2 separate regions of the Mus musculus genome follow, and region 1 is linked to region 2. The links are chromatin loops, found by intact Hi-C in ENCODE. Cell type or tissue: gastrocnemius. All regions are shown on one strand. Each heading gives the region's core, and the rest is flanking DNA. Links, peaks and the distances in the headings are about the cores only. Region 1 holds the start of Gm29776 (predicted gene, 29776). Region 2 holds the start of Thtpa (thiamine triphosphatase).

Region 1 (14,785 bases), core at 3,808-11,807, 400 kb before region 2:
GTGCATGCTTCCCAAATACGATTTCAGTTGTCTGCACAGAAGGGATTCAAATGACAAAGTTTACTATTTGGGACACAATCTTACTTGCTGTAGTCTGTGGTAAAGATGGCTTCTCCATGGTGTACTTGGAGGGGCTTCATCTGTAGGGTCAGGGTCAGGGTCCTGTGTAGCATAGCAACGGAAGGTCCATGGCAGCCAGGAGACTTCCACATACTCACAGTGAACACCAAGCTGGTGGTGATGGTCGGGCTGTGGAAATAACACCTGAGCAGACATTGGCATCTCATAGTGGAGGAGTGCTTACGAGAGCATCTGAAGAGGTAAGTGTAGGCTCCAGGGTCAGATGGATAAATGGTGCGAGAGAAAGCACCTGAGGACTCTGCGGCCCACTGTCCCTTTACCTGCTAGTGCCAGCTCTCATCACCAGGGCCTGCAGAACGACCTCAGCAAGCTCTTCTCTCTGTCCTTTCCCCAGAGAGTGGCCTGGGGTCCCCGTTAACCTTAGAGACAGCTGGGATAGCAGGTCTTGGGTTGTAAAGCTCATCGGTTGAGAAGTGGCAGCCCTGGCACCTTCATCCCTCAGACACAGCCGGCCTTGGGGACAGTAGAGAAGACCGTCGTAGCCAGGGATCTGTAAGAGAATAGCACGGTACAGGCCACAGAGTCAGTGACTTGCTTAGGGCTACTGTCTAAGGAAAATGGCATATGCTTGACCAGTCATGGGCTAAGGAGAGGAAAAAGAAGGAAAGGAAGAAAGGAAGGTTGGCCAGGGCCAGAGAGTGCAGCTTAGTGAGTGCCTCAGGGTTGATCCTCGGCACTGCTGAGTAAATGCATAAATAGAATAAGAATAAGACATTTCAAAAAGCCAGCTGTACATTAGGCTTGGTGGTTCATGACAGTAATCCCAGGATACGAGAGGCTAAGGCAGGAGGATTGTCAAGAGTTTGAAGTTGACCTGGGCTATATAGTTAATTCTGAGCCAGCCTGGACTACAGAGTAAGACTCTAAAGAAGCTAAACAGTAATTGCCAGCCAAATATTAACCAACTTTCCTGCCTGTGTGCTCTGACTACTCATAAAATTCTCACCTGAACAGCCTTCCCCGGAAGGCAGGGGATCCACGGTGATCCCTCCACTTGCACCTCGTAGGCTCCCTTGTGGGTGCACTGATGTAAATAGCAACAGCCTGTGGGATCTTCAAGATCCGGAGCTGTTGAGGGTTGGCTGGTGTGTTTGGAGAGCACTTGGGAGGTAAGGTTGGCAAGGAAGCAGCGACTGTGCCTATGGTAGATCTCCCCGTGGGGGTTCTCCGCTCTGGTGTGGAGTCCATTCTCTTCCTTCCAGCATTCACTCTGTGGTTCAGAGAAAAGGACCGAACAGCGTGATGCCGAGAAGTTGACACCTCTTGGGCCTGCTCCGCCTCTTCCGTGGTGCACTCACCCCTTTGGCTAAGGGTTTGTATATGCGGCAGCCTTCTAGTGTTGAGTCAGAGTCACAGCTTCCCTTGTCCAGGTGCAAGTAGTGACAGCCCAGGCCACTGTGTAGAAGGAAGGGATACTACAGAGTTGACACTAGGTTCACTGACAGTCGTATTGTCCCCTGCCCACTCAGCACACACCTGCCGGTGCAGAAGAAATCTGAGGATCCAGTCCTGCATGTGCTCACCAGGCCAAAGTCTGGACCAGAGCCTGCTTGTGCAATAAGACAAGAAAGCACGCGGAGATGAAAGCCCAGGCTGGGCAGAGTGGTGTATGCCTTTATCTTAACACTTGGGAGTAAGAGGCGCTCTGAGAGTTTCAAGCTAGCCTGGTCTGCAAAGTGAGTTCCAGGACAGCAGAGCTACATAGCCTCAAAAACAAAAAAACAAAAAAAAAATGAAACCGCAGAGATCCCTCTGCACCAGCTCTGCTCAGTTTGAATTATACCTTAGTAGCAAGCAAGCAAATGACTCAGACTATCTCACTTCCCAACAAGCTGACTTGGGCGCAGCTCGCTCTTATTCCTTACCCTGGCCCCACAAAAGTTCCTCTGCGGCACTGTGGTTGACCTGGTACCAGCCTGAATCTTCAAAAGCAGCAAGGGTTACTGGGTCAAGTCGAGTGTGCTGGGCACCATGGAAGGTAGCAGTCATTATAGATCCCTGAAGTAATCTGGATTCCCAGTGTGAAGACAAAGAGCCCTGCTGGGTAAGGTAGCAAATGGCTGATTGCTGTTGGGCTAGTCCCTCTTTTCTTCCATCATCCCAAGGTGTTACTCTCTCTCACTCACCTTTTCTTCCAAAGGAGCTCCCTGCAAAGTCCCAGGCACCCCCAAGTGTTTGGCTAGGCTGTGGCTGACAGCTGGGGTGGTGAGAAGCAGTTGTCCCCGTTCATCTCGCCGGGTCACCTGTTTCCTCGTAGAACAATTCTCTCTAGCTGGTTTCAAAAAGGGAAGAAGGCAACACGAGGAGAGTAAAACTTAGGGAAGGGTGGAGTAGAACTGGAAGGTGGTGAACTCCCTCTGGTTGACATCATAGGATGGCCATTCCCACATTCCTTCCATTTACCACTGAGTCCTGATGGACAGTCTCGCCACATCTTGAAGAGCTGTCCAGAAAAACCCAGGGCATGCAGCAGTTCATGTAGTGTAGCCTAAGATCAAATGGCTGCTGAGCAAGGGTCTGGTTTTGTAGCAGAACCCTAGAGCCCTTCCACGTAACCAGCTCTTCGTAGAGCTGAGGACACCTCCTCTTCCATTCTCAGGAGGTTCTCCCACTCCATGGGAGACTGCTACCCCCGGCCCTGTCCCCTAGTCAGCATGCAGCAGTCACCATGACAATATCATCATGGCTGAGTGTTGGGCTTCTGAGATGTTGGCCACAGTAGACGATGGTACCAGCGAGGGGCCTGTCTTCTGAGTCCAGCTGGCAGCAGGCAGCATAGGCTATGACAGAGGGCTGCAAACAGGCCAGGGGAAGGGAGAGTGGAAAGGAAAGTGAGATAAAACAGGTAGAGGGATTCTTCTTGAGGAAAAAAAAAAAAAGGAAGCAGGGGCTCTATTCGGTTCTGCTGGGGCAGCACCCATGGGTAGCCTGGAAGATTGTTAGCCCCTACACAAGTCAAGCTTTATCAGACTACTCCAGACTGCTCCCAAAGAAGTGTAATTCAGTAAAACTGCTATCTCCATGTCCCTCAGCAAAGATTAACATTAAGAGCAAGAGAGCAAGGGAAAAGAGCATTAGGTTTGAGCCTCACCTCTTTGTGACACTTGGAAGTGTGGGCAACCTGCACATACAGGAGAAAGTCAGCATTTTGGACTCCGGGGCCATCTGGTTGGATTAGCTGGGGCAGACCATGCTCTGGCCACAAGGAATAACCACGCAGGTGGGCATCTGGAATCTGTCAGAGAATGAAATCTAGTATAAGCTTAGCTGATGGGTAGAAACTAGAAACTCCAAGAGGATGGAGATATCTCGGGGCTGCCTCAGTACCATCCGGGTAGCCAATTAGAGTCAGATTTCTAGATGGGTAGTTATAACTCAGAGCCCTTCATAGCATGGGCAAGGTTCAAACCCGAGTTTAAGAAACCTGAAGAGCAGAGTTACACCTCTAGCCTCCCCCTGCTCCCCCCCCCCCCGCAGATCTCTGCTTTAATGTATTTTGAGGAGCATGGCTGGATAGAGTGTGCATTCCTCTGAGGAACAGGACAGGAGGACAACTCCACACATCTGAGATCCGTCCTTTTATGTGCTGAGGTATTGGGAAGGTCTAAGTAGGTTAGAGCCCTTCAGATCCCGGAGACTGGAGAGTTAACCTCACCTTTGCTCCAAGGCAACTCTCTCCTTTGTACCCTGGGTTCAAGATGCTGCACCTGTCAAAAAAACGGATAGAAGGGAGCTGGAGACATAGATGTCTTTGAAGAAGACATTAATTGTTAGCATTCCTACTAGGCTCTGCCTAATAGCCTGGTAGGCCTGGCTTGCTATAAAAGGAGCTGTTTGACCCCTCCTCCCTCTCTCTGTCCCTTCTCTCTCCCGACTCTCTTCTCTTCCTGACACTCTCCCCTCCTCCCTCCACCTGTCCCTGCCCCCTCGACACTCTCTGTCTCTATTCCCCTCTCAACTCCCCTTTCCATGCCCTAAATAAACTCTATTTGACATTACCTCAGGGGGAAGGGATGCCTCAGCATGGGCCCTCCAAGGCACCCCTCCACCTCACCATACCATGCTCTAGAAAACACATACTTGGATTTTTATAAAACACAACATTAATGATAGGTTATTTGTCTGCCATCAGTGAAATGAGCCAATTTGAGCCAGATTAGAATATATTAAAGGTAGGTTTATTGGGAAGTTGCATTCAGGCAAGTTCGCTGGCCTCAAGGACCAAGGCCAGGGAAGTCACCATGGGAAAAGGGAGGGGTAAGAGAGGGAGAGAGAGAGAGAGAGAGAGAGAGAGAGAGAAGGAGGAGGAGGAGGAAGAGGAGGAGGAGGAGAGAGGTAGAGAGTGAGAGCGCAAAATGTCTGGATTACACAGGGAGGAACCTCTGGGGAAAAAAGCAGCTTAGCCCTTGGGTTGGAAAGTTCAGAGTTGGGGGCAGGGTGTGGCAGGTAGGGACTGGGGGATGCTGGGAGAACCTGGAGGCCAGGTATGCTTTGGTGTGTAAAATATGCACCTCAGTCCCTTGTCCCGGGTCCAAAACCCAACCACTAACAGTGACAAACTCACCTTTGGTAGTTAGGGGTATCTGGGTCTCCCCAGACGGCGTGGCAGTATTGTGCAGGGTCTCGACTCAGGAGCAGAGGTCCTTGTACCGGGAGAACTTAAGACACGAGCACGGGTTCTTCACCTCATTGTCTCCGAGTTCAAATCCTTTGCTGTGAAGGACTCCTTTTAGGCCCCTCAGCCCTCCCTGATACTTCCTGTATCCTCACTTACCTGCTAGGATGCCCTGAATCCTTCGAGTGGTCTCTGTCACGGCAGCCAGGGCTCGCGTTTCCCCCTCAGGATCCCAAGCCTCACCGGGCACAGGAGCTCTTGAGTAGTAGGTTTGGATTCTAAGGGGTCGAGGCTCATGGGAGCCAGGGAGAGGAAGGATTGAGGAGCGGAAGTGGGTGGGCATTTGGGAGAAAGGAGGCCTAAGAAGGCGCACAGACTTCTGGGTCTCCTCATGCAGACATCTGCCTGTGGCCACCCCAAGGAGGAGTAGCCGCCACATCTTCATTCCGTGTCTCCTCAGCCTTCTTGGGTCCAGTCTCCTGAGGCAAGCTCACTTATTTCTCTCTCTCTCTCTCTCTCTCTCTCTCTCTCTCTCTCTCTCTCTCTCTCTCTCTCTCTCTCTCTCTCTCTCTCTCTTCTCTCTCTCTCTCTCTCATCACTCGCCACACCCTGTGCACCACTCTCCTAGTTCTTAGCAGAGTTCAAACTTGTTGACTGAATCCACAGTTTCCCACTAGGAGGTCAGATATGAACCACAGGGGTTGAAGCCATCTCCTCTAGGGGGCTAAAGGGGGGTGCTGGAGACCAGGAGTGTCATTTCAGAGCCTTCCGTTTATTTTTCTAAAGAGGGGTTATGCCACATCCCCCAACCTCTGCCTTTCTCAGTAGGAAGCCTTGGGACACCCCCTGCCCCCCAAAATAAGGAAACATTAGGGGTTTAAAGGGTGAGGAATGTGTGTGTGTGTGTGTGTGTGTGTGTGTGTGTGTGTGTGTGTGTGTGTGTGTGTGGTACTTTTTGTTTCTGTTGGTTTTGTTGATGCTGTCCGCGGATGCCTGCTATCTCCTGGGTGGCGAGCAAACAGGTCCTGCACTATTCTGGGTCAGCCTCTAACTAAGCTGTAAGACTTTGAAGAATGTCCTGCACCTGTGAAGTACTGTCAGCAGGTGCACAACTGTCATGTAAGTTGACTGCCATCTCCTTTGGGGGGCTGTGGGATAGGCCTAAGGAGCTTGGCAGAGTCCACCTACTGGTTCCCAGGAGAGGGAAGATAAAGGCTCAGATGGACTTAACAGAAGTTCAAAGAGGTTCTTTTGAGAAGCCCTGTGTTATGAGGAGACTCTCTGTTTTCTTGTCCCTTACGGTGCTTTTCTGAACTGTCTTCTCTGATTGGTCACCATTTCCCCCCACCCCTTCAGCCAACTCCCACCTTTCCTGTGAGAAGCTCCTACTTTACTCTGGGAAGCCTTTCTTAACATCTCCAGCCCAAATTCCACACCCCTCGGAGGTGGGAGGGAACAGTCTCAGGAAGCCTCTTAGATCCTGACAAGACCTGCTTTCCCTCAGTACTTCCTGGCTCAGGCGCTTTTTCCTCTCCTAGAAGAAGCCTACTCCTGTCAGGTCTTCAGTGTGGGCATTAACACCTAACTATTATTGTGTGTGTGTGTGTTTGTTTTTGTTTTGTTTTATTTTGTTGTTTGAGACAGGGTTTCTCTAGCCCTGGCTGTCCTGGAACTCACTCTGTAGACCAGGCTGGCCTCGAACTCAGAAATCCGCCTGCCTCTGCCTCCCAAGTGCTGAGGTTAAAGGCGTGCGCCACCACTGCCCGGCTCCTATTACTGTAACTTCTTCTCTTTCATAGTGTAGCTCAGATGGACCTAACAGAAGTTCAAAGAGGTTTGAACTTGTGACCGACCCTCTTGCCTTTGCTTCCCAAGGGCTGAGATTACATGTAGCCGTGCACTGTCGTGTCTGCTCCACTCTTTTGCTTTGAAGCAGGGGATAAAGTCACATATGTTAAGACGAATTATCTAGTGAATGACATAAGGACTAGCGTTTATCTTTTGTTCATTTTTAGAGGCAGGGTTGCTTTGTGTAACAACCCTGGCTCTCCTGGAACTTGCTTTTCTAGACCACGCTGGCTTTGTGCTCAAAGAGATCCACCTGTATCTACCTCCTTAGTGCGAGGCCTAAAAACGTATGCCAACACGCCTGGTAGAGTTTATTTTTATTTATTTTTTGAGGCAGAATCTCACTGCGTAGCCTTGGCTGATCTGAAACTCTCTATGCAAACCAGGCTAACCTGGAGCTCACAGGGATCTACCTGCCTCTGTCCCCGGAGTACTTGGGGTCTGGTCAAAGGTGTGTACCACCACAGTTGGCTCAGGACCAGAGTTCAAAGGGAACTACTGGCTTCTCTGGAAGCCAAATGTATTTTTACATGTGACAACTGTGACAAGGGAAACTCCCCACTCTGGAGCCCAAGACTCTCTGCCACTTTCTATTCCTGTCATCTTGACCAAGTGCCATAGCCTTCCCATTATCAGGATGATTGTACTGTAAGGATCGCTGTGAGGAGCAAGTGAGTATCTGTAACGCACAGACAGTGCCCAGGGCACAGAGAGACAGCTCAGCAGCTAAGAGCACGTTCTGTGTTTCCAGAGAACTCTTGGTTCCCCAAACCCATGCTGGGCCGCTCCCATCCACCTGGAACTCCAGCTCTTGGGAATCCAATGTGTCAGGCCTCCATTGGCACTCACGTGCACATACAGATACACATATGCATACTTAAAAATAATAGAAGTAAAATTTTGGAAAAGAAAAAAAAAGCACGGCCCAGCTTGTGATAACGGCTAAGTCAAGAAAAGAGTAGATAGTATGTAGATTGGGCAAAGTCCTGCTTTCATGCTCACCAGAAGGAAAAAAAATTACACACACACATTGGAGTTAGAGAATTTAGGATTTAAAAATTGATTATTAACAGGTGAGTTTATATTATATTATTAACAGGATACTCGTGTTCTTTCTCTAAGACAAATACAGCTTTCTCTAGGTGTCTGAAGATCCTTTTCCCTGAAAAACAAAACAAAACAAAACAAAACAAAGAACTCCCAATATCACTTAACGTGATGAATCCAGTTGGCCTGGCTCTCCAGGTTCCTGGCTCTTCTCTGTCCCCACTCTTATTCTTTGCTGCCTCCTGGTGGCCATGCTGAGAAAGGCATGACCCTGCTGGAGTAGGGAGTCGGGGTGTGGGGTGGGAGTGGGTGGAACTTGCCCCATACCTGCATGAAAAGTTGCAGCCTCTTCCCTCATTGCATTTTTCCTCCCCCGCATGCCTATACGCAGATTATGTGATACCTCACAGGTCGGACAGAGCCTACCATAGGAAGTGTCAGCTAGCTCAAGTGCATTCCTTTAGAACCTACTGTTAGCCTTGCACGGATGCAGGAAGTGCCTGGAAGACATCCCTTGCTCCCACTTTGCACTAGATCCAGCTTCTCTGCCCATTATTCACCGGACAGAAGAGATTCTGTTTCCCAGCGGCAATTCTTTCACATCTTTAAAAACAGCTTTTCAAAGATGTATTTTTGTGTGTGTGTGTATTTTGCTTTTATGTATACATATGCACCACGCGCATGCCCAGTGCCTGAGGAGGTCAGAAGAGGGTGTCAGATCTTGTGGACGTGGAATCACTGTTGGTGGTTGCCAGTCACCATGTGGATGCTGGGGACTGTACACAGGTTCTCTGTGAGAACTACAGGTCCTCTTGACCACTGAGCCATCTCTCTCCAGCCTTCTTTGACATCTTTTTAGCAGGACTTATATATTACCCTGACTTTTTCTCTTATTTTGAGATAGGTTTCACTTGAACTCAGGTTCCTCCCCCCCACCCCCCACTTCTCCCCTCTACCAAAATCCAGCACAGAGATAGCCCAAATGTATCACTATGCCCAATTGTACCTTTTTACTTATTTATTTTTAATTTTTGTTTTTAAGATTTATTTATAGCAAGGAGGTAGTGGAGCATGCTTTTAATCCCAGCATTTGGGAGGGAGAGGGAGGTGGATCTCTGAGTTCCAGGTCAGCCTGGTCTACAGAGTGAATTCCAGGCCAGCCTGGTCTACAGAGTGAGTTTCAGAACAGACAGGATTACACAGAGAAACCATGTTTCAAAAACAAACAAACAAACAAACAAACACACATTTTATGTGTATAATGTTTTTCTAGCATGTGCGTGTATGTGGTGTGCATCACATGTGAGCCTGGCATCAGATGGTGGGGAGCTGGAGTCACAGGTGGTTGTGAGCCATCAGGGGAGTGAGCGCTGAAACCGAACCCAGAGCATTGGCAAGAGGACCAAGTGCTCTTAACCACTGAGCCTCTTTGTCATCCCCAGCTCCATGTGTGACTCTGTTTTTCTACCAGACTTCAGACTGAACGCCTTGTTCGTCTCTTTGAAGATGTATGAAGCAACCATGGAGGGATGGTGGAGGTGAGAGAGTAAAAATGAAGCAAGAGAAGGAGGTGAGGGGTTACACTAAGAACAGCCATTGTCTGATCAAGAAAGCTTTGTGTCTGACATTGTTCCAAACATTATTCTCCTATGATTCTTTTACAAACCCTAGGAAGCTTAGGTATTATTGATACCTAACTTTACAGCCGAGGTGCCGCAGAATTAGACATTAAAGCAGCCACGTGGATTTCAACCCTCACAGACTCCTGGTCACATCTACTGTCCGGTATGGCTTCTCGGATTCATCCAGGGGAGCAGAAGTCACATTGGGATGAGAAGAGAAACCGAGGAGATGAAGGGAAACCAGAGAGAAATTGGAGAAGGGGAGGATTGCTCCAGGGGAACAAGAAGTCGGAGGTTAGTGAGACAAGATGTGAGGGAGGGAAGGTGGCCTGAGGAACAGGGTCCCCAGAGGTGGTGGCCCTGCGGCGGTGGTGATGATGTAACCATGTGCAGCTCCCTCAGCGCGCTTCTCTCTCAGATTCTTCTCCCTTCCACCTCGGACACTCTTCTCCTCCGTTCCTCTCGACTGAGACAATCTGAGGGCTGTGCCCAGAGCCTTATCATCAGCAGAAACTGAAGCATCTATGAAATAACGGAATCAAGCACCCTTCTCTGATATGATCTCTTTTCCTTATGGTTCGTTGCTAGGTTGGCTCACTGCAGCTGTTGGACAAACTGGCTGGGGGAACAGTGACCCTTCTTTTCTTTATTCTCCCCTTCTCGGTCTTAGGGTGTAGACTTGCCATCAGAATTCTTTCCTGAATCAATTCAACTCCCCTCCCTTGTCTATCCGAACCACCCTGCCTCCCTGGTTAAGCGCCAGCCTTAGATGGATCCAGCACTTGCCTGCATTTGTATTTGAGCAGCTGAGGACCACTAGAGGAAATCATTCCAGCAGACAAGACTATGGCCTGGCCGCTCTAAAACACTTCCCATCAACTTCAATTGTATGCTCCCAAGTCAGAAATCTCAGCAACGGCTCTCTCTTCCACCCTTAGCAATTGGGGTTTTAGACCTTCCGTCTGCAGCCTCCCCTGCAGCCCAGCCACTTTAGGAACCACTTTTTTTCCCAGTGGAAAATAAAAGCTGCAAGACAAGAACACTCTCGGTCTGTGATACACCTTTCATTTTTATTAAGATGGGGGCAGATTGGCCTCAAACTTGCTATTGTCTTTCTTAGCCCCTGAATGCCAGGGTTGCAAGCCTGCTTCATCATGTCCAGCCAAAGCCTTTAAAAAAAGTTATCACCATTTTTGGTGTTTTGAGACAGGGTCTCACTATGCATAATCCTAGCTTTGACCACTCTATGTAGACCAGGCTGACCTCAAACTTATCTTCCTGCGGCTACATACCAAATGCTGGGCTTAAAGGCATGTGCCATCAGGCCCAGTTCAAACCTGTGTGTTTTAATTTATTTTTATGTTTGTAAACATATAAGCATACATGTTTAAAAATATTTATTTAGGAGGCTGGAGAGTTGGCTCAGCAGTTAAAAGCCCTTCTGCTCTTGCAGTGTTCCTAAGTTGGGTCCCAGTATCCACATGGTGACTCCAGAACTTCTGTAGGGGCGGGGGACTGATACCCTCTGACTTCCTTGGCACTAGGGATGCCTGTGGTGCACACATTTATATGCAAGCAAAACTCTCACACAAAATACAATAAATAAATCTAAAAACAAAAATTTAAAAATAGTGGTGTGTATGTGCATGCACGAGTGCATGTATGTGTGTGTGTGTCTAAGTGTGCGTGTGCGTGTGTCTAAGTGTGCATGTGTGTGTGCGTGTGTGTGTGTGTGTGTGTGTGTGTGTGTGTGTAGCTATTCATGTCATGGTACACACAGGAGTTGGTTTGGGGATCAGACTATGTCAGGTTTGATAGTAAGTGCCTTTGCCTACTGAGCTATCTTGCCAACACCCTATTTCTATTTTTTTAAAGATTTATTTATTATATATAAGTACACTGTAGCTGTCTTCAGACACATCAGAAGAGGGTGTCAGATCTCATTACTGATGGTTGTGAGCCACCATGTGGTTGCTAGGATTTGAACTCAGAACCTTCGGAAGAGCAGTCAGTTCCCTTAACCGCCGAGCCATCTCTCCACCCCCCACCCCCCATTTATATTTTTATCTGTCTCTACGCTTTTCCTTCTAAGAGAGAAAGAGGAAAGAGGTGTTCTCTTCTTTTGGAAGAGCGGTCCTTCCATTATGATCCCACCTGAGAGCTGGGCAACTCCAGCCTCAGCTCTGCTATGCCTCATTCCAGGCATCCCCGTCTCTCCCAATCCAGTCTGCCCGGCTCCAGCCGCACTCTGTGCCGGTGAATGGATGGGAATGATTGTCTTTATGTGGGAAACCCTGCTTTTTGCCAGACTTACCTCTTGAATTCTGTTCCTTGTTGCCTCAAACAAGCCTTTCCTGGCCCTCACATTAAAAGCAGATGCCTGCATTGAAACCCACCACTGGTGCCAGGTGTGGCACTACACTCTGGTAATCCCAGTACCAGAGAGGCCGGAACAGGAGGATTAAGAGTTCAAGTCCAGCTTGAACTACCATAGTGAGACCCTGTCTCACAACAAACAACACTTACCAGGAATCACCTCTGCTTTAGACACGGTGCCCACAATCTAGAACTATGTCTTTGTGTTTCCATGCTTATCTGCTGCCCTAATCAACTGTGAATTCCCCAAGAGCTAAGATTACCCTTGTTTAGCCTTCAGTTCTACAGTAAGTAAAGCGCCTGGCCAAGGTAAAACAATGAGCTTGAGGAGAAGGAAACTGAGGACAAAGGAGAGCGAAAGATGTTGAGTGTGATGAGTTGTGTCTGAAATCTCAGCACTCAGGAGGCTGAGGCAGGGAAATTGCTTTGCATTCTAGGCTAGCCTGGGCTTCAGTTGTAAGTCCCTGTGTCTCAACCGACACAAATAGAAACAGAAAGTGAAGCTGTTGGTGGAACAGCTTCTATGGTCCAGGTAGGAGGCTCTCTGTGCTAGCCTGAGTAAGCTTCCAGACCCTGAGTGAGCTTCTAGGAGCTTTTCCTTTTGGGGCCATGATACTTGGGAGGTTTGAAGGCAGGGCAGGTGGGTGGAGCTAGCCTTTATCTCCGAGTGCAGCCCTAGCTAGCCTCAGATGTTGACAGCTGGAGCTAGCAGGGGTTTTGCAAACCTTCCCAGTTGCAGAAGGCCAGCAGTCTGTGGGACAGGTGGGTGGAGCCGAGCTTATCTCCCAAGTGCAGTCCTAACCTCAGATGGTAACAAAGGGGGAGCTACTGGGAGTTTTGCAAACCGTCCCGATTGCAGCAGGGCTGGATGGCCTGGCTAGGGTGACCATGACACTAGGTGTTGGCGGGTGCTGGGTGGGTGGTGGTGATAGGGATTTCCAGTTTGAGCCTTTTGGATGAAGTTTAGCTTTCAGGCCACTGGGGTAGAGCCATGCTCTATTTGGCTCGCCTCTACCTACATCATACTTTGGTTCTTTTAAAGACAAGTAGAAGGCCACAGCTCTGCAGGTGAGTCTTGCCCTGCAAGCAAGGCCTTTCCTTAACAACAAAGGACCGTCCTTGCTCCCTCAAGTCACAACTGATGGCCATTTTGATGAAGTCAAATTGCCTCTTTTCCTTTGAAAACACCAAACACCTACCTTCTCTCCTCCATGGAGAGACTCCCATCTGCCACTGGTGTTCAGAGCTCAGGCTAGGGAGTTCTGTCCAGGTTAGACCACTTTCACTTTCGAGGAGGAGTTGGCTTTCTTAGGAACTAGTGAATGTCTAAGGGGGCTACACAGGCCCTGGTGTCTCATGCCTATATTCTAGTGTCTTCTCACAGGCTTGGAGCGGGGCAAGCAGTGGAGGTGAAGAGGCCTCTTTCCACCACAACCCCGACCGGGATCTTGCAACACTGGGATGGGGGCCCCCGGGAGTGAGGCAATCTCTGGGGGTTGGGAGGTGTGCATAGAGGGGGGCAGCTTTCACAAGCACCCGCTGACTGACCTTGGTAGACTCACCTTGGACAGCTTCCTCCCTCGCGGTATCTGTATCTCCCCACAGCCTTCCTTCTCCCTGGCCTCCCTGTAGCCTGAGATCGCGTCTCAGTTCAGGGCTTCTGTCCATGACCTCAGCTCTGCTCAGGAAGGAAAAGGGACCTTTTTCACAAGAAGAATGGATGTGGCTGGGGGTGGGGAAGGGTCGCTTCACTGCTTTTCACAGGTCCCCCAAACCCCAGGCTTGGAGCCTTTGCAAACTGCAGCAGGACTTGGCCAAATGCCCCTCCCTCCTCTCCTCCTGCTGTGTCCTTTCCCTGTGGACAGCCCTGAGCGGTCATGCTTAGGGCAGAGATAAAGCAGCAGGCCTTGCCTCGCCTTGCCTCCTAGCTCCAGCTTTGGGGCCGAGGGAACCGCAGGAGGGTCATTTGTCAGCTCCTTTCTGACCAGGAGGCATTTTCTGGAGTTTGTCCTTTCAGGTCATCCAGCCTAGCCGCGGCTCTTTCCCCGAGCCCACAGTAGGGCTCTTCCTTGTGCCCACAGTAGGTCTCCTCCCCGTGCCCACAGTAGGCTCTGAAGCGCATCAACCTTCTGGGAAGTTTTTAGGTTTCAACTTAAATCTCACCTCCTCCAAGAGGCCTTTAACTTTCCTCACTGAAATGGTATGCTTGTTAATTTGAAATCCCTGGCAGGCACACTCAAGTGGGATAATGAGAAGGAAAGCACTTTATCCAGGCACGCAAGGGGAGGCTCGGGAAGCCTCAGGAATGGCAGGTACCAGGGAGGGCTCCAACAGCAGTAGAGTCATTGCCATACCAGGCCCCAAGGGCAGGGGAATGCCCAGAGAGGGGCCATCACAGAGTTCTGTCTTCTTCTCCTCTAGCTGCCCTGCACCCTTACGCCAGTCTCCTCACGTCAGGGGAAGCCTGTTGATGAAGGGAGCAGAGCTGCCTGGGAAGGGACAGAGAACGGTGGGTGGAGGGGCCATGGGAGACAGGAGGCATGCTGGCTCCTCATCACCTTTTCCTTCCTATTCCTGCAGCTGTCTCTTTCTCGGGAAGGATGCTTGAATAAATTACTTTGGCTAAAGCCAGCTAATGGCAGACTGAGAGCCTCCTGCAGGTGGCAAGACATCTCAGGATAGAATCGGACAGGAGGAGAGTGAGTTTGGCTGGTCTTTGTCATATCTTATGGGGAATCTCACTGGGGAGATGACTCTTCTTCAGCCTCAGGGCCAACTAGAAAGACTCCTATCAGTCACTCTGAGGATTGACAGGTTGCTGGGGGGCTGGAAGGAGATACAGCTCAGAGCTATTGGGAAAATGCTCAGGCAAAGCAGCCCCCAACATCTAATGCCATCTCTAATGAATGGGGAGACCTTAAGGGGAAAGGAGTGAATGGGGAGGCTGAGACACCAGCTGTATTCTGCACAAACTCCCTGTGCATCCCAGCTACCCCTAGGCTGATGGAGAAGTGAGAGGATTTTCCCAGGTGGCACAGAGATGGGCAGCTTCATCTCCTACTCAAGTAGTGTCCATCAGTCCTTCCACCCAAAGGTTCAAGTCTCCCCTAATCAGCTGAAGGCCTGAGGACACAGG
Region 2 (14,785 bases), core at 4,417-12,416:
TCAGTGTTGTTGTGTTCTTAACTCAGTGTTGGGAAGGGAGATGGGAGGCTTTGGTTCCTTCTCCTTAACAGCTCATCAGTGTTTTATATTCTAAATTTTAAGATTCTGAAGCGAAGCTGCGCGTGGTGGCACACGCCTTTGATCTAGCACTTGGGAGGCAGAGGCAGGTGGGTCTCTGAGTTTGAGGCCAACCTGGTCTACAGAATGAGTTCTAGGACAACCAGAGCTACACAGAGAAACCCTGTCTTAGAAAAAAAAAAAAGATTGTAAAGCAGAGTATACAGGACTTTATTTTATATTTTATATTAGAGGAAAATAAGGTTTCCCAGCTCAAGATTGCATGGCCGATAAGTAATAGTCCCATGATGTAAACCCTCAGTGGTCTCCAGAGCCCAAGCTTGCTGCGTGGCATATTTTCTTATGAAACCAATATTTTGAGTTTCTACCATGTAACAGTAAATAAAGTTTGTAACTGGTTCTTCAATCCTCATATAACTGAAGCGGGAGAGGGTGGTTGTACCATGGCCAGGAGCAAGTGGGTCTACAAAAGAGGACGGACGGGTGAGGTTTGGGCTAATGAGAAGAGATGGGGTCTCGGACTTGTTCCCTCCCCACTCAGATCCTTGGCTTTACTTTTCAGTCTTGTTGAAGCACTGGTATTTTCTGTGTTCTATAAGATCCAACCCATAGACCAGAAGCAGGAGTTTGTTTAATGCCTTCCTAAGCTCAAAATGCCATGTCTGTAAGTGCCAAGTTCCCATGATGCTCCCTGCCTGTCTCACTCTTGGCCCAGGAGGGGCTGTAAGTCAGTCTGTAGCTCAGGCTCTCCGCAAGCTGTCACCTCTTGCCTCAGCTTCCCCGATGGTGGGAAACCAGCAGCAGCACAGCACTCTGCCTGTCTACTGCTCGTACTCCCAACAATGCCACCTCCGCGACTGTTGAACTGAGTCTGCCACTCACTCATGGCTTTTCAACCCGCCACTCAATTGCACTTCAAGCCATCGTCAGCTTAGATACTGGCTAGGTGCTGTAGCTAGTTTCTGGGCTTTTACCCAGGCGGTTATTCCCACCTAGGTCTCCAGAAATCCCACCATATTCATTCATTCATTCATTCATTCATTCATTCATTCTCTCTCATACACTCTCATGTACCAGTATTTTGTCTGTAGTACAGTACAGGAGGATGCCAGAAGAGGGCGTAAGAACCCCGCTGTAACTGGAGTTAAAGAGGTTGCCACCTGCGCTTTAAGTGCTGGGAAGGTAATCCCAGCTCTGTAAGCACAGCAAGTGTACTTAAGTGCTGAGCATCCATCACTCCAGCTGTCCCATTACATCTCTAATTCACATTCAAAACATCACTTCCTCCATTGACAGAAAGTTTCCCATTTATCCTCTCGAAAATCCCAGGATAGAGGTAAGGGCATGGCAGCTCACACAGGTAACCCAGCACTCACTCGAAGAGGAATGAGGAGTTCCAGGTCAAATTGGGTTACATGAGATCCTTGTGTCAAAACAACAAGAAGCAACAAAAGACAAAACAACTATAAAAAATATTCCAAGTGACCACTGAATTACTCCACTAACCATTACAACTCCCCACTTAGTGGGGAGCCATAGCTTGTGTTTTATCAGTCGCATTCACTGTCTACACTGGGAGGGGTTGGGAACTACTCTTCCCGTTCGCCACCCCCAAAAGCCTTCCTGTAGAGCTTGAGGTAGAGTCCCGCTTGCTGAAACTAATTCTGATTTCCTTAGTGATCGGTGGGCAGGAAAGGTGAGGTGGTCCTTTGGAAACTACATCTCCCATCATGCACCAGGCCCAGGATGCCAGGCTCACGCTAAGGCTCGAGATCTTGGCCGATTCCTGGGCTCCAGGAAAAATGCAGGATGAACAGCGGGCAAGAGGAAGCTCTCTCTTCTCTTGCCCACCGGGTTGGGTCGCACGTAACCTAACAGACCTCTCAGGCCTAGCTTGTCATCGGCACCGCCACACCGGTCTAATATGGCCGCTAGTGCTGGGACCGGTCTCGCGCGTAAAGAGCCTGGACTAAGGTCCGGAGCCGGAGACCGCTCCCGGCATTCCTCGCGGGTGTAGCGTGGGCACCCTTCCCCCACTTCCGGGTCCCGGGAGAAGGAGACCCTGGGGTCTTGAAGAGTGTCCCGAGGTACCGCTGTTTGGTGCTAGGCGAAGAATGGCAGATCATCCTGGGCAGTGAATCACTGGCCTTGGGTAGCAAGGTGTAGCGAGAAGATAGGTCATCAGCATTACGGCCTGTTTGCTAGGGAGCCTTTTGGGTTATCAGTAGTAGGATTTAACTGGAGACTTGTCACCATTGTTGCAGCCCGCAGAGACCTCCAAGTAGAGCCCTGTGAACCTGGAGCAGAGCTCTGGGACAGTGTATATGCATCTTAAATTGATCCAGGACTAGTCCGTCTTTGCTGACTAGTCCTCACCTTGAGCACTCAGTGAATACCTGGCAAACAGGGTTGCAGGTTAATATGGCCCAGGGCTTGATTGAAGTGGAGCGAAAGTTCGCTCCAGGGCCTGACACGGAGGAAAGGCTGCAGGAGTTGGGGGCCACCCTGGAGCACCGGGTCACCTTCCGAGACACATACTATGATACCTCTGAGTTAAGCCTTATGCTGTCTGACCACTGGCTGCGACAACGAGAAGGTAGTGGATGGGAGCTCAAATGTCCTGGAGTAACAGGTGTCTCAGGACCTCACAATGAGTATGTGGAAGTCACATCGGAAGCTGCGATTGTGGCCCAGCTCTTTGAACTGCTCGGGTCTGGGGAGCAGAAGCCTGCAGGTGTGGCTGCTGTCCTGGGCTCGCTGAAGCTGCAGGAGGTGGCTAGTTTTATTACTACGCGAAGCTCCTGGAAGCTGGCCTTATCTGGAGCCCATGGACAGGAGCCTCAGCTCACAATAGACTTGGATTCAGCGGACTTCGGCTATGCTGTGGGTGAGGTAGAGGCCATGGTGCACGAGAAGGCTGAAGTCCCGGCTGCCCTAGAGAAGATCATCACCGTCAGTAGCATGCTTGGTGAGGGAGACAGGTCTTTGTGTGCGCAGCATGGTGGGGGAGGGAGGCAGGCCCTTCTATGCTCAGGAACATGGTGGGTGAGGAAGACAGGCAGGCCCTTTGGGCTGTCCTTTTTTCTCACTTAACCTCACTGCAGGTCCTTACTGAGCCATAGAGGAGTGGAGGGAAATCATTTTTGTAAGGAAAATTGGTTTTTTGTTTTGTTTTGTTTTTTCGAGTCAGGGTTTCTCTGTGTAGCCCTGGCTGTCCTGGAACTCACTCTGTAGATCAGGCTGGCCTCGAACTCAGAAACCCGCCTGCCTCTGCTTCCCAAGTGCTGGGATTAAAGGCATGTGGCACCTTTTAATTATGTGCTTTTGTTTTTTGTTTTTTGTAGAGATTTTCTTGAAAATCTAATTTGTTTACACTTTGATAAGAATCCTTTCCAATTCTTTAGTAGCTAATTTGGATTTTATTCTTCCCGGTTCCCAATCTTCATCCTGGTTATCACTTAATTCTCCTAGTTCTATTTATTAGGTCTCTGCTTTGATCCTTCCCACAAACTTCTCTTTTCTCTTTCAACTTCCTACATGGTTATTATTCCCTTGGCTCTTTCTGTGGTCTTCTATGTAGCCCAGGAAAGGCCTTAAGCTTGTGGCATTACAGGTGTAGGTAGCCACACCTCGTTGTCCATGCTTTTGGCTGAGCATGACACTGGTATGGGGGGCGGGGGCAGTGGTGAACTCTTTGTCAGATGTTTCTGTTTCCATGCCTAGTTCTGAAATAGCTCATCTGCACACTTCTGAGATTGTGCACTGCACTGGGCCTGACAGCCCTGGAGGGCTGAGCCTCCTTGGAGACCACCCGTGGAGTTTCCCTGCTGTGGGTCAGCAGGCTGCTGTCCATTAGCGATGTGTGCATCAGGCCGTTAGAGTTGAGGTTCTGTGAACGCCACTCGCCACTCCACAGCCCCTGCTTTCCTCTGTTTCCCATAGCACTTGGTTATCTTCTGTACTCCGCTGCCTGTGCTCCATTACCAAGCTAATGAGCTTTGGCTTGCCTAGATGGGCTTGAATCTTGATTGGGAGAAAGCGGTAATAAATGAAGTGAGTTGGCTCCCCTGTCTCCGTGGCACAGGATGCTTCTCTACCATTTCTCATTGCTGGAGGAGAGGCGCTTGGGTGGCTTTCCAGCCACACAACCCGAGTGGGTTTTTGCAGGGAGGTTTTCACTTCTGCAGGGAATGGGTGGGTTGGAGAAACTGCCCTGATGGCCTCTGGATTTTTAGTACTGCCTTGCAGACTTTGGAGTCCTGGCTGGGTAGGCAGGGAACAGAACCGAAGCATGTCCGAGGGCTCCACCTGCTTCTTTCCTCATTGTCCTCTTGCCCGCAGGAGTGCCAGCACAGGAGGAGGCACCAGCCAAGCTCATGGTATACCTACAGCGCTTCAGGCCTCTGGACTATCAGCGCCTGCTAGAAGCAGCCAGTTCTGGTGAGGCCACAGGGGACTCAGCATCCTGACAACAGCGTTCACTTTCCAAAAGGGAAGGTAACTCTGAAGCCGCCATTCACATCCGGACCCACGGTGCTCCTTTCCCTTACAACGGAGCCACTTTCCCCTCCAGCTCTGCCTGGTCTTTCGCCCACTCTGAGCTATCCTTCCTGGAGCCCTCCCTGGCTGCTTCCCTCATCCGTCAGATGCAATCTGTGGGCCGCCCCTCTCCCCTGGCCGCTAAGCAGCCTCCATTGATTTCCGCTCGTGTTTATAGGATTTCCACTTAGCCGTGATCAGTAGTTAAGCACAGGAAAATCCCTTGCCACCCCCCCCTCCCTTGGTCGATGCCATTGATTCTGCCAGAGGCTCTGAAGCCGCCTTACAGCTGAGTTAGAGATGAGGGGAAACAGCGGGGATTTCCCTGCCCTGGGGTGTAGGGAAGAGCAAGAAGGTGGGGAAAAGGTTAGGAACTCCTTAAGGGATCTAGAAATTCAGGGCCTGCTGCTGTGCCGGGAGGGTAGAGTGCTCAGTGTGGCAGTTTAGAGAGAACATTTGCTCTCCAACCCAGAGAGGGGTAGAAAGAAAATGGTCATTGTTGAGACCGGTTCCTAGGGTTTCAGGAAGTCATACTTCCTGTGGAGAAGGCACCACCCTTGCTCTTAACACATTTTTTTTTCTCTCAACTAGGTCAAAACAGGCCTCTCTTCCCTTCTCACGCTTCATAGACTTTATTTGTTGGGGAGGAGGCAGGCTCTCTATATTGCCTTGACAAATATAGGGTCTGAGTGCCACCTGCTGGTGGCCCTCAGGGTTGTGTCCCAAGCTGAGGGTGCAGAAAGATTTGAGAGGAGCCGAGGCAGTTATGAGGCAGGCAAGCTTAGGGAACAGGTTAGCAGCCTGGAACTCCACTTGGTTTGAGCTATGCACACCTCTCATCTCACTGCCACTTGGCATCTTAGGACCCTCAGCTGCACGCACCATGCACACACATTCTTCTAACAGTGCAGCCAGGACCCCGCCTGTATCGAGTAGCACTTAGAGCCCACTTCAGACAGTAAATCTCTCTTTCCCCAGCAGCCATCAAAACTCCCCTTCTGTGGACAGTTTTATTCAAACACTTTAGGACATACCCCAAAGTAGGGAGCTGATTAGGCCTAAACGGGTTTGGGGTAACCTGTGATCTTTGGGTGACCTTTTGAGGAGAACTCCCTATGGACCGTCCTATGCCTGTGCAGAATGAGTTAGCTTATGATTAAAGTCAGCTGCATCATGGGAAGGGTTACGCACAGAGAAGAAAGGCTGACAGAATCCAAGCCTGTCAATGAAAACAGAGAATCACTCAAATTATGCCACTTCACAGCTAACACCTTCGTTCCCTGAGACTTTATTAAAGGAACACCGGGTGACTGCCCTGGGCTCTTAAGACTGTGGTCATCACCCGTTTACAGAGCACTTCTAATTTGTACGCTCAGTTTGCCTTTAAATAAAGTTTACTTCGCCATTTACGTGGGTCTTTATTTCCGTTCCTTGAACACCAGGAGCCTGGAGACACCCAGGCCAGACACTGACCACAGTCGGTTACTGCCACGTCTCCACAGGCAAGTTATCCACCTCAAAGATCTCCTGTACTGGCTGGCCAGAGTGGTTGTAGGTGAGGCGCAGCTTAAGTCGCAAAGGTGCCTAAAAACAGGCAAGCAGAGACCAGGGTCAGGTCTCCTATTGCTTCGTCCCTCTTACCCGCAGCGTCTGACAACTCACCTGGTTAGGATTGAGGATTCTGAAGACCTGGGTGATGGGAAGACCACCCTGAGCTGGAATTGTGTTCCCACTGGGGGCCTGTAACTGCAGCTGGAAACTCTGAACATGGGAGATTTGGGCAGAGCATTGTAAGGCCCCTGGGCTCAGGCAGTCCTCCACATCCCGTGGCTCCCAAACATTTTTGGATAACACCCCAATAACACAATCACTCCTTTCCCATTATACTCTGCCTCCCACCCTCCTCCATTTCTTTCTGGCCTCTTCTCCTGAAATTCCCTGGCTACCTCTGAATGCTATTTTTTTTTTTTTCTTTTATTGAAACAGTGTAGCTCAAATTGGCTTCAAAGTCACTATGTTAAGGCAGGTTGGCCTCAAACAATGAGTCCCCCTGCCTCAGGTTTCTAAGTTCTACAATTACAGGCACCAACTATCACACCTGGCTAAACCCCACTGTTTTCAAACCTTGGGCACAGCTGCCTGGCAAACGAAGTGGGTAACATCCTCCTTTGAGGAGTTGGTGGTGGTGGCAGTGACTAAGAGCAAAGCAGGGGTCTCCAAGGGCCGCATGAAAGAAAGATCCAGCTGTAGGCCCTCACGCTCAAACACTCTGACACTGGGGATGGGAGCTGGAGAAGGGAGAGAGGCAGCTCAGTGCATGGGCTTAAGATAAAACACCCAGCCACTCAGCCAGTAAAAATGGAGTGAGCCAGTCTTGACCCTGCAGCTGCCCCGGATCTAATGATAAAAGTAGACAAGCTAAGGCTTGGGCTGGCCATCTAGTTGGGGAAAGAGAAACATCGAACGAAATACAAGATAATCATGGCCGTGATGAACCAAGTTAAACAGGAGAGGGTAGACAGATGGCATTTAGCTGAAGAGTGAGTAGTATCCGCTAGTAGCAGTCCTTTTGGTGTTGGGTAAAGAACGTGAAATGTTAAGGGTTTGAGGTGGAAGGCTTTGGGGAGTTGAAGAGACCAATAGAGTGGGCAGTGGGAAGTGATAGTGCAGGCTGGAGTGGAAACAGGCCTGCAGACTGGGGTGAGAAGTACAAGTACATTAAAGATGGGACCGCCATGGACCTTTGCCTACTGAGATGGGTGTCCCTATCCTTGGCTCAGAGAGAGAAAAGACCCATTTCCACCCCACTTCTATAATGTTTCTCCCTTAGCTGAGGCCTACCTGGGGGTGGCGGTGTACAGGGAAGGTCAAGGAGATGAATTAAGGCTTCCCCTGGGGAAGGAGTCTGAGGAGGAAGATGCTGGGCATGCCCAGAAGAGAGAGGCTCTGAAGTGTCACCCAGGAGATCCAGTAGATCTAAGAGTTTGGTGGCCTGGGAAAAAGGGCAGGAGGTCACGGCAGGGTGTGAACACCCACATAAGTCTTCTCTACCCAGGTCCTCCCACCTCCTCACCTGGGGTTCTGTGGGGGCAGGGGCTGTCACTTCCAAGGGCTGGGCTTCCGTTTGCTTCTCCTTCCCTCCCTCTTTAACGTGGGGGTCACCACGCTCTACAAGAGGCATCTTTTCTAGGATGGCGGCTCTGAAGGGATGGAACGCAAGGGTTCCTGTATGAAGCACATGCTCTCACAGAAGCATTTGGGAAGAAGACCAAGGACACAGGGCGGTGGCACACAGGGTCACAAGTGCCGTCCTGGCTTCCTAAGACAGGAAGCCAGTTGCTGGTCTTCCGACAACAGATGAGGATGGGAAACCAGCTTGCCATCCACTATGGATGGGAGGTGAGTCGTTCCCCCCCCCCCCCCCAAGAGAGGCTCTGAAGAGCGCCCTGGGAGTAGAGAGTCTGAAGTTCTACCTGCAGGCCTCAGGACACACCTCATGTGGTCGTACTTCTGGAAGAGTGTGTTATACTCCACAGCCCGCTGTTGCAGCTCTAAGTCCACACAGCTCCCGTAGATGGACACCACCTGGCGAATACGACTGGGCCACCGTGTGGCCTGTGAGAGGCAGTGGCGGTCGGCCTGCTCTTCCACTCCAGGATGAGAGGGAAGGGAGAGGCCTCACAGAGTAAGGAGACCCCTGATATATGTGGCTCAAAAGCAGATTCCTAAGGCTAGGCGGGGAGAGGGATGCGTGCCTGGGGACTTAGTAGGCCTGGCGGAAATGACATCTTTAAAGGGACGGGAGCTCCCTTCTTACTTGTTGTCTCCCCGGAGTCGGGTGCTCAGCTTCATGAGGGCTGTGATGGCGTAGCCCCGAGTGGCTGGCAGGGACATATGGGACTGCAGCACCTTTTCCAGCAGTGCTAGCACGTCCTCTTCTTCCACCTTCAGGTGTGGACAATAGGTCATGTCTGTCCTGGAGAATCCTCCCCAGGGTATCACTCACTCCTCAGGTCTCACCTGAAAAGGCTCCGTCTCCTCACAGTTACCTTCCAGCAGGAGGTCCCCATACTCGCCAATGCACCAGGCTGCCACCTGAACCAGTGGTTGCTGGATGGGAGATGAGACACTGAGGGGCTGGTCTTGGGGTTGGGGCAGGGGGTGAGGTCCCCTCTTCTAAACCCTACGATGTCTCTTTACTGCAGGGCAAAGAAGGTTGGGTTGGCAGGGTAGAGGAGGGAAATTTAAGTTTGGTAGCAGGCTCCATCTTAGCATTTTTGGCTACTAATGCCCTCTGGTGGGCGAGTACCAGAACTACATGGCTTGACCACATGACAGAGCCCTGAGAGGCTCTCATAAGAAAACAGGGATGGTTTCTACTTACTCTACTTAAGTTGACAAAGGGAGTTATGGATATCTTAGGGTGGCCCCTGTTAGTCCACTGGACACTGAAGGTAATAATATAAATGACTGTATGTGCCAAACTTAATATATCTCATGTGATCTCAAAGACAGCCTGAGAGGTAGGCATTCTAGAAAGTTGAGGACATGGAGCCTAAAGGAAATAAAAATTATTTATCTGGAGATGCAGCCTGTAGTCACCAGGGGCAGGACAGAAGCTTAAGTAAAGGTGGGCTTGGTCTTTGGCCATCTTCTGTCAATTCCGCATGTGGGGAAAAGCATTCAAATTTGAGAAGGCTGGCCAGCTGGACCTAGGGAGACAGGAGTGATACCTGGGAGATATCCTCTGCTAAGGCACTGTAGAGACGGCGCACAGAGTAGGTATGCAGCTCCTCGGCCTCTCCAATCAGCTGGGTCAGGTTGGCCACTGCGTCATCCCTCACATGGGCTCCTGCCTGGAGAGGGGTGGATGTGGCCAAGTCAGCGTTCTGCCAACTCCTGCCCGACTCCCTGCCTGGCCCCCTCTTACCGTGGTCAGCACGTGCAGGATGGTGTCTATGTGCCATCGCTTGCTGGGAGCAAACCTAGGGGACATGGCTCATCAGTGCTGTCACTGCCCCTCCCCAGGCCGCAGCCTCTGACTCGAAGCCATTTGTCACTTACCTCTCCGCAGCCAACAGAATGCCTGAGGCACAATCAGCCCGAAGATCAGGGGGGCAGGACTCCAGAAAGGCCTGCAGCTCCTGCATCATGGCTCGTACATTGGAGCTGTTCACCAGAGCCAGGCTCAGCTCCAGGGCCCGCCTGGGGAGAGAGAGGCATCCCTGCAGATGGCTCCCGGGTTTCCAGGCTTCTTTTCCTCTAGTTCTTATGCCAGATGCTCTGAGCTGGTTTGAGTTTCGGCCACCAGTCACTGTGTCCTCTGCCCTGTCCCCTTCTCCCTTCTCCCTCTGCCTACCTGCTAAGGGAGGCGTCCGTTTCCTGTAGACACTCCACCACAGTGGACCGGTGACGTTGTACAGCACTGTGGTCAGACTGCACCAGCTGCAGCAATGATGTCAGAGCCACATACCTGGTCAGGGGAAGAGAGGCCATATCACACAGGGTCATCTGCCTTGATACCCTGTGTTGCCCCCTCCCCAGTATACCTAAGAGGTAGGTGGGTCAGAAGGGAGGAATGCCCAGGTGTCTAGTGGTACAATCTAGCCAGATCCTGGCTGTTACCTAATATTCTTGTCATTGTTGAGCAAGAAACGACCAAGAATGTTAACAGCTAGAACCTATGGGAAGAAGAAGATGGAGACAGTCAGGGAAGAAGCCACTTGTTCAGTGGGATCTCCTCCATGATGGGGGTTAGGGAAACGCCAGGGACCAGGACCAGCTGAGGAGGTGGGGCCCCAGCAGAAGAGCACATGAGCACGGAATGCTACCCGGAGGCCAGCAGCAGAGTGGATGGCCATGATGGTAAGCACTGTTTCCAACAGGACAGCGTTGCCTGCATTTCGGCTGGTGTCTGTGTTGGTGGCGACCTGTGGGGATGGGGAAGAGGTTCATCTGTATAGGGCTCTAGTGGTGGCTGGAAGGTGACCACTGTGCTCTGTTTATCTTCCAGCCCCTCACAAAGCTCCCTGAACCCCACTAGATGTTAAGGACTGCCTACACACCAGGGCAGCAGCACGATGACAGACTATAGCCGTCCTTCATGGAATTCATAGGTGTGTGTGTGTGGGGGTGAAGGCAATTACATGGCCTCTGTGTGGCAAATGGTCATGTGAGGAATGTCCAGGGCTGATGGAGGCTAAGAAACCACAAGGCCTAAGGTGTGCCTCCTACCTGGGCCAGCAAGTCGTTCATGGTCTCGCTACTTTCTTCATGGTTCCGTCCCAGGATCCGAAGTAGGCGGAGTATCTGGACCTGAAAGAGATTGGATCAGAGTGGTTCATAGGGTAGGGTCGTGGGTCCGAGGCAAAAAGACCTAGCATTGTAGACAACACTGCAATGGGTCTGACTCCCTTTTACCTCCACAGGTCCCTTGGATGGGAGGAGGTCAGAGTTACATAGAGTCAGGGGAGTTTAGAACAGGAGGGTTTTTCTCTCTGTAGCTGTGGCTGTACTGGACTCACTCTCTAGACCAGGTCTCTGCCTCACATAATTCACCTGCCTCTGCCACCATACCGGGCTTTGGAATAGGCTTTTTTATATGGCTACCAAACTGGACTTTCTTGTAGCCACCTTTCATTTCCCCAGTCTTACGATGACTAGAGCAATCCTGAGTTTGCTCCCTTCTTACAAGGACTGGGCCAAAATGGGAAGTGACCACTGGCCATGGTCTTCCTGGGAAGCCTTCTTTGTTCTGGGAACACAGCAAGTAAGGCTCAGCCCACCTGCAAGAAGGGGTCGCTGACTCCAGAGATGCTGTGCTCCGTGGAGTATCCTGTAGTCACCAGAGTCCGGAGGATCTGTACCAGCTGCGGCACTACCTGGAAGAAGGGCGCATCCAGCTTTGTCTGGGCTCTCCCCGTCTCTTCTCAACCATCAGCCCCAATTGCGCGCCCACCATCCACCTCTGCCTGCCCCACGGCCCCGCCCCTTCGCTAGCCCACCTTGCGAAAGTGCCTGAGGGCTGCAGGGTTTCTTTCACAGAGCTCCGTGATCAGCGTGACTGTGCCCAGCTGGATGCCTGGGGTCAGGGTGGGGCAGTGAATGGTGGGCCAGGCCATGGGACACTACTACACGTGTGTTTGTATGTGTGCACCGCCCTTAGCCGACGAGCTGGGTTTCTTGATTTGCTTTTCATTTCATCTATTAATAGCCAGACCGGAAGTGGACAGCGGACATCCCTGGGCCCTTACCATGATGACGCTCACGAAGCAGTTTGGTACAAGGTGGGAGGAAGATGCCGGAGAGCTCAGGGTCCTTCCGGATCATGTGCACTGCAGTCAAAATAGCCTGCAGAAGTCAAGGGCCTCAGAAAGGGCCACCAAGTTAGAGTCCACACCTCTTCCACACGGTGGAACAAGTTCTGGAGAGGTAACCGCCCACATCTCACCTTCTTCCGCACATAGGGACTGGGCTGCAGAAGCAGCTTTTCCACCTCAGGGGCTAGGTCCCGGCACATCTCAGCAGAGCCCATGGTACTCAGAGTACACAGGGCCAGGCCTTGAACTGGCTGGTTCCCTTGGCTCAGGTCACTGTAAGGTTGGAAGGATGGTCAGTCAAGTCTGAGAAAACCAGTTTGTTGCAGTACTGATAGCAGGTAGCCCGCTGGAATTTTGCAGTTCCCCCTCTCCCAGCGCCCTGATTTCAAGTGCCCCAGAACCCTCTCACTTCTTGATGCTGTTGGTGATGAGCAGATGGGAATCGTGCCTCTCATCCAATAGAAGCATGGCCCCAAGGTAGCCCACCCTCTTGTCTGTGAATCTGGGGGAGGCGATCAGTTTCAGGCACTCCATCTATAGGGAAGGAGGCAGACCAGGAGGGCAGTGTGAAACCACAGGGCACTAACTTCCGGGCTACAATCTCCTTTAGGCCAGATTAACTTGTGAGGGATCATATTTCATCACTCTCTCTGTAACCAGAAGCTTAAGTGTGGATCCAGATGACAGCAGGCAGGTTTCAGGGACCTGTGTAGGAGTGGAGTCTGGAAAGGGGATGGGGAGGTGCTGAACGGGGCTGGCAAGAAATCACTAGTAGGGTGATAAAAGGTTCAGAAACTAAAGGATTTAGCTGGGTAGGGCGGGGCATGCCTGAAAGTCCCTACACTGAAACGGAGGCAGGGTTTTCTCGAGTTCCCAGTCCGGGCTATAGAGAACCTGTTTCGAAACAAAAAAACTGGAGGAAAAAAACAAAAACAAAAACAAAAAAACAAAAACCACAGCCTGGGTACAAACACAAAGGGGCGCACTGGCCATCTTCCTCAAAATTTGTAGCCATCCCAGGCCAGTACCTGTCCAAAGTGGGCGGGGTAGCCCAACATGTGGACGTAGAGCAGTTTGGCCAGCTGGCGATGCCTCTGCAGGGGATCCCCATCGCGGAAGGAGGCCCGAATTTGGGCGCACTCCTTCTGGATCACCTCCCGTTCCTGGGCCTGCGTCTTGGCCCCGCGAATCTCTTCGATTAGGTCCTGAAGTCTCAACGAATGCACCACCATCCTGGGGACAGAGCCCGGGAGTTGAAAAGACTTTATTTCAACACGTTCTAGCCGGTTGGATAGAATTGCCTTGTGCCAAGATCTCGAAGGGATTGCGTCCCACCGCCGCCCTAAAACTGTGCCCACTTTTACCTCCCACATGTACCCGGGGGCCACCCTCCCGCCTCGCAAGGACATCCCCACTACGCATGCGTCCTTGCTCCACCCTGTGGCTGTTTCTACTGAGCCTGCGCTACAGACCAGTCTATTTCTCGCTCTTCTTCCCGGACCAGTTTCTCCTCTCTAGTTTTCCTTCTGGTTCTCTGTACTATTCCCTTCGCGAGATTTCTTGCCCCCATTCCCACTTCAGAAGGCACTAGTTTCCCAGTCCCAAGCTCACCTGGCTTCGGTGTCAACTTTGCTCCTCTACCCCCCACCCAGCACTTCCTGGTATGGGACAGAGCTGGGGTTGGTGCTCGGTTCGGGGCCCTTCCCTCTTCCCCGCCTCTATCACGGGACCCCGCCCCTCTAGGGCCTCCCTGCTGAGTCGTCTTGACATTTCTGACCTCTGGCCTGTCTCTGGCACTTTGGTAAAGGAGCCTAGAATTGTTCCATGATTGTGGCTCCCCCAGGGGCCTCACTTTTCATCCACCCCACCAGGTGGCACTCAGAGAGCTTGAGTCAGAAGCCATCGCACCCCAAAGGAGATGACAGTCCCCCCCTTTTTGGAACTTTTTTATTAATATACTTTTTTTTGTTAAATTTCTTTGTTATTTTTTTTTTCCTGCAAGACTTGATGTTGGCGGCACTGTTGTATAACTTCAATCCCAAATTCCATGAAATAGAAATCAGAAGTAAAGATTGAGAAGGAAGGAAGGAAGGGAGGCAGGAGGAAGGCAGGCCAGGGAGTAAACAGAGGTTGACTAGAAAAATAAGAAGAGTGTGTGTGTGGTGGGCATTCCTGGGCAAGGCCATTCCTTGAGGAAGGGATTGATTGGCAGGCAGCTTGCCTCTGCCTCATGCAGGGTAGGAAAGTCCCCCGGGGTTCCACAGTCCCCTCTTGTACAGCTTTCTGTCCCCAGAGGGAAAGTTAGTCCCAGGGATCAGCCATAATCTCAAACAGGCTCTCCCCCCAACTCTCGTCCGGGGTTGACACCCACCTCTGCCCTGCCCTGTGTGGGGCAGCGGCTTCCTCTGATTCCCCGTTAGCTCCCATCTCGCAGGAGTCTACGCGAGGGGTTAGAAACTAGACTTGTGACAGCATCTGCTGCCCTTCAGCCCTCAACGTGTTCGCCCCACAACTGTCAGAGCTGAGGACTGGGGTCCTCGCTTGCTGCAGCGCCTCTAACCCTCTGCAGAAATGTCTTCTTCAGTCCCCTTAGGAATTTAATCAAAGGCCACAAGTGAGTCCAGACCAACCAAATAAATTTTCAGGGGGGCAGAGAAGGGTAGAGAGGTGAGTGGCAGAATCTGAAGAGGGGCGGGCTTGGTTGCACCAGATGGTTTTTCGTTGCTTTTCTCAATACTCTTGGCTTGGCGTGCCATCCTTGGTGGTTGGGAGAGGGACTGGTTGAGGAGGGCAGGAGAGGGAGCACGGGGAGTTTCCTGTTGTTCGCTCCCCTTTTCTCCCTCAGGGAA

Evidence for each region. Peaks named below come from ENCODE experiments on the same cell type or tissue, not always from the same donor. Only the 100,000 strongest peaks of a DNase experiment are listed, where the experiment ranks them.
Region 1: a loop joins it to region 2, with 2.7 times the contacts of the local background. A loop is called at or near these places in 2 of 42 quality-filtered maps.

The regions. Positions count from the first base shown.
Region 1 is chr14:54,693,611-54,708,395 of GRCm38, forward strand. It overlaps Gm29776 (predicted gene, 29776), which reads right to left and starts at 5,223. Exons shown (of 14, transcript NM_001370892.1): 1 at 4,916-5,223; 2 at 4,706-4,799; 3 at 3,797-3,848; 4 at 3,233-3,376; 5 at 2,809-2,934; 6 at 2,545-2,629; 7 at 2,268-2,413; 8 at 2,007-2,178; 9 at 1,618-1,687; 10 at 1,440-1,536; 11 at 1,088-1,351; 12 at 402-631; 13 at 85-264. The coding sequence starts at 5,201. In gastrocnemius, for the core only: a CTCF peak has its summit at 7,907 (motif pointing left); a DNase peak (open chromatin) is centred at 7,898.
Region 2 is chr14:55,092,961-55,107,745 of GRCm38, forward strand. Thtpa (thiamine triphosphatase) reads left to right here and starts at 1,824. Exons shown (of 2, transcript NM_153083.5): 1 at 1,824-3,046; 2 at 4,420-6,035. The coding sequence starts at 2,500. The coding sequence ends at 4,547. Ap1g2 (adaptor protein complex AP-1, gamma 2 subunit) reads right to left here and starts at 13,633. Exons shown (of 22, transcript NM_007455.5): 1 at 13,548-13,633; 2 at 12,965-13,169; 3 at 12,346-12,470; 4 at 12,068-12,209; 5 at 11,871-11,967; 6 at 11,622-11,698; 7 at 11,403-11,498; 8 at 10,852-10,932; 9 at 10,449-10,547; 10 at 10,243-10,298; 11 at 9,977-10,090; 12 at 9,682-9,822; 13 at 9,548-9,602; 14 at 9,351-9,473; 8 more. The coding sequence starts at 13,168. The coding sequence ends at 6,100. It overlaps Jph4 (junctophilin 4), which reads right to left. Exons shown (of 6, transcript NM_177049.5): 6 at 13,866-14,785. In gastrocnemius, for the core only: CTCF peaks have their summits at 5,325 (motif pointing left) and 8,927 (motif pointing left); DNase peaks (open chromatin) are centred at 5,321, 8,710, 8,869, 9,543 and 2 more places; H3K27ac peaks cover 478 bases.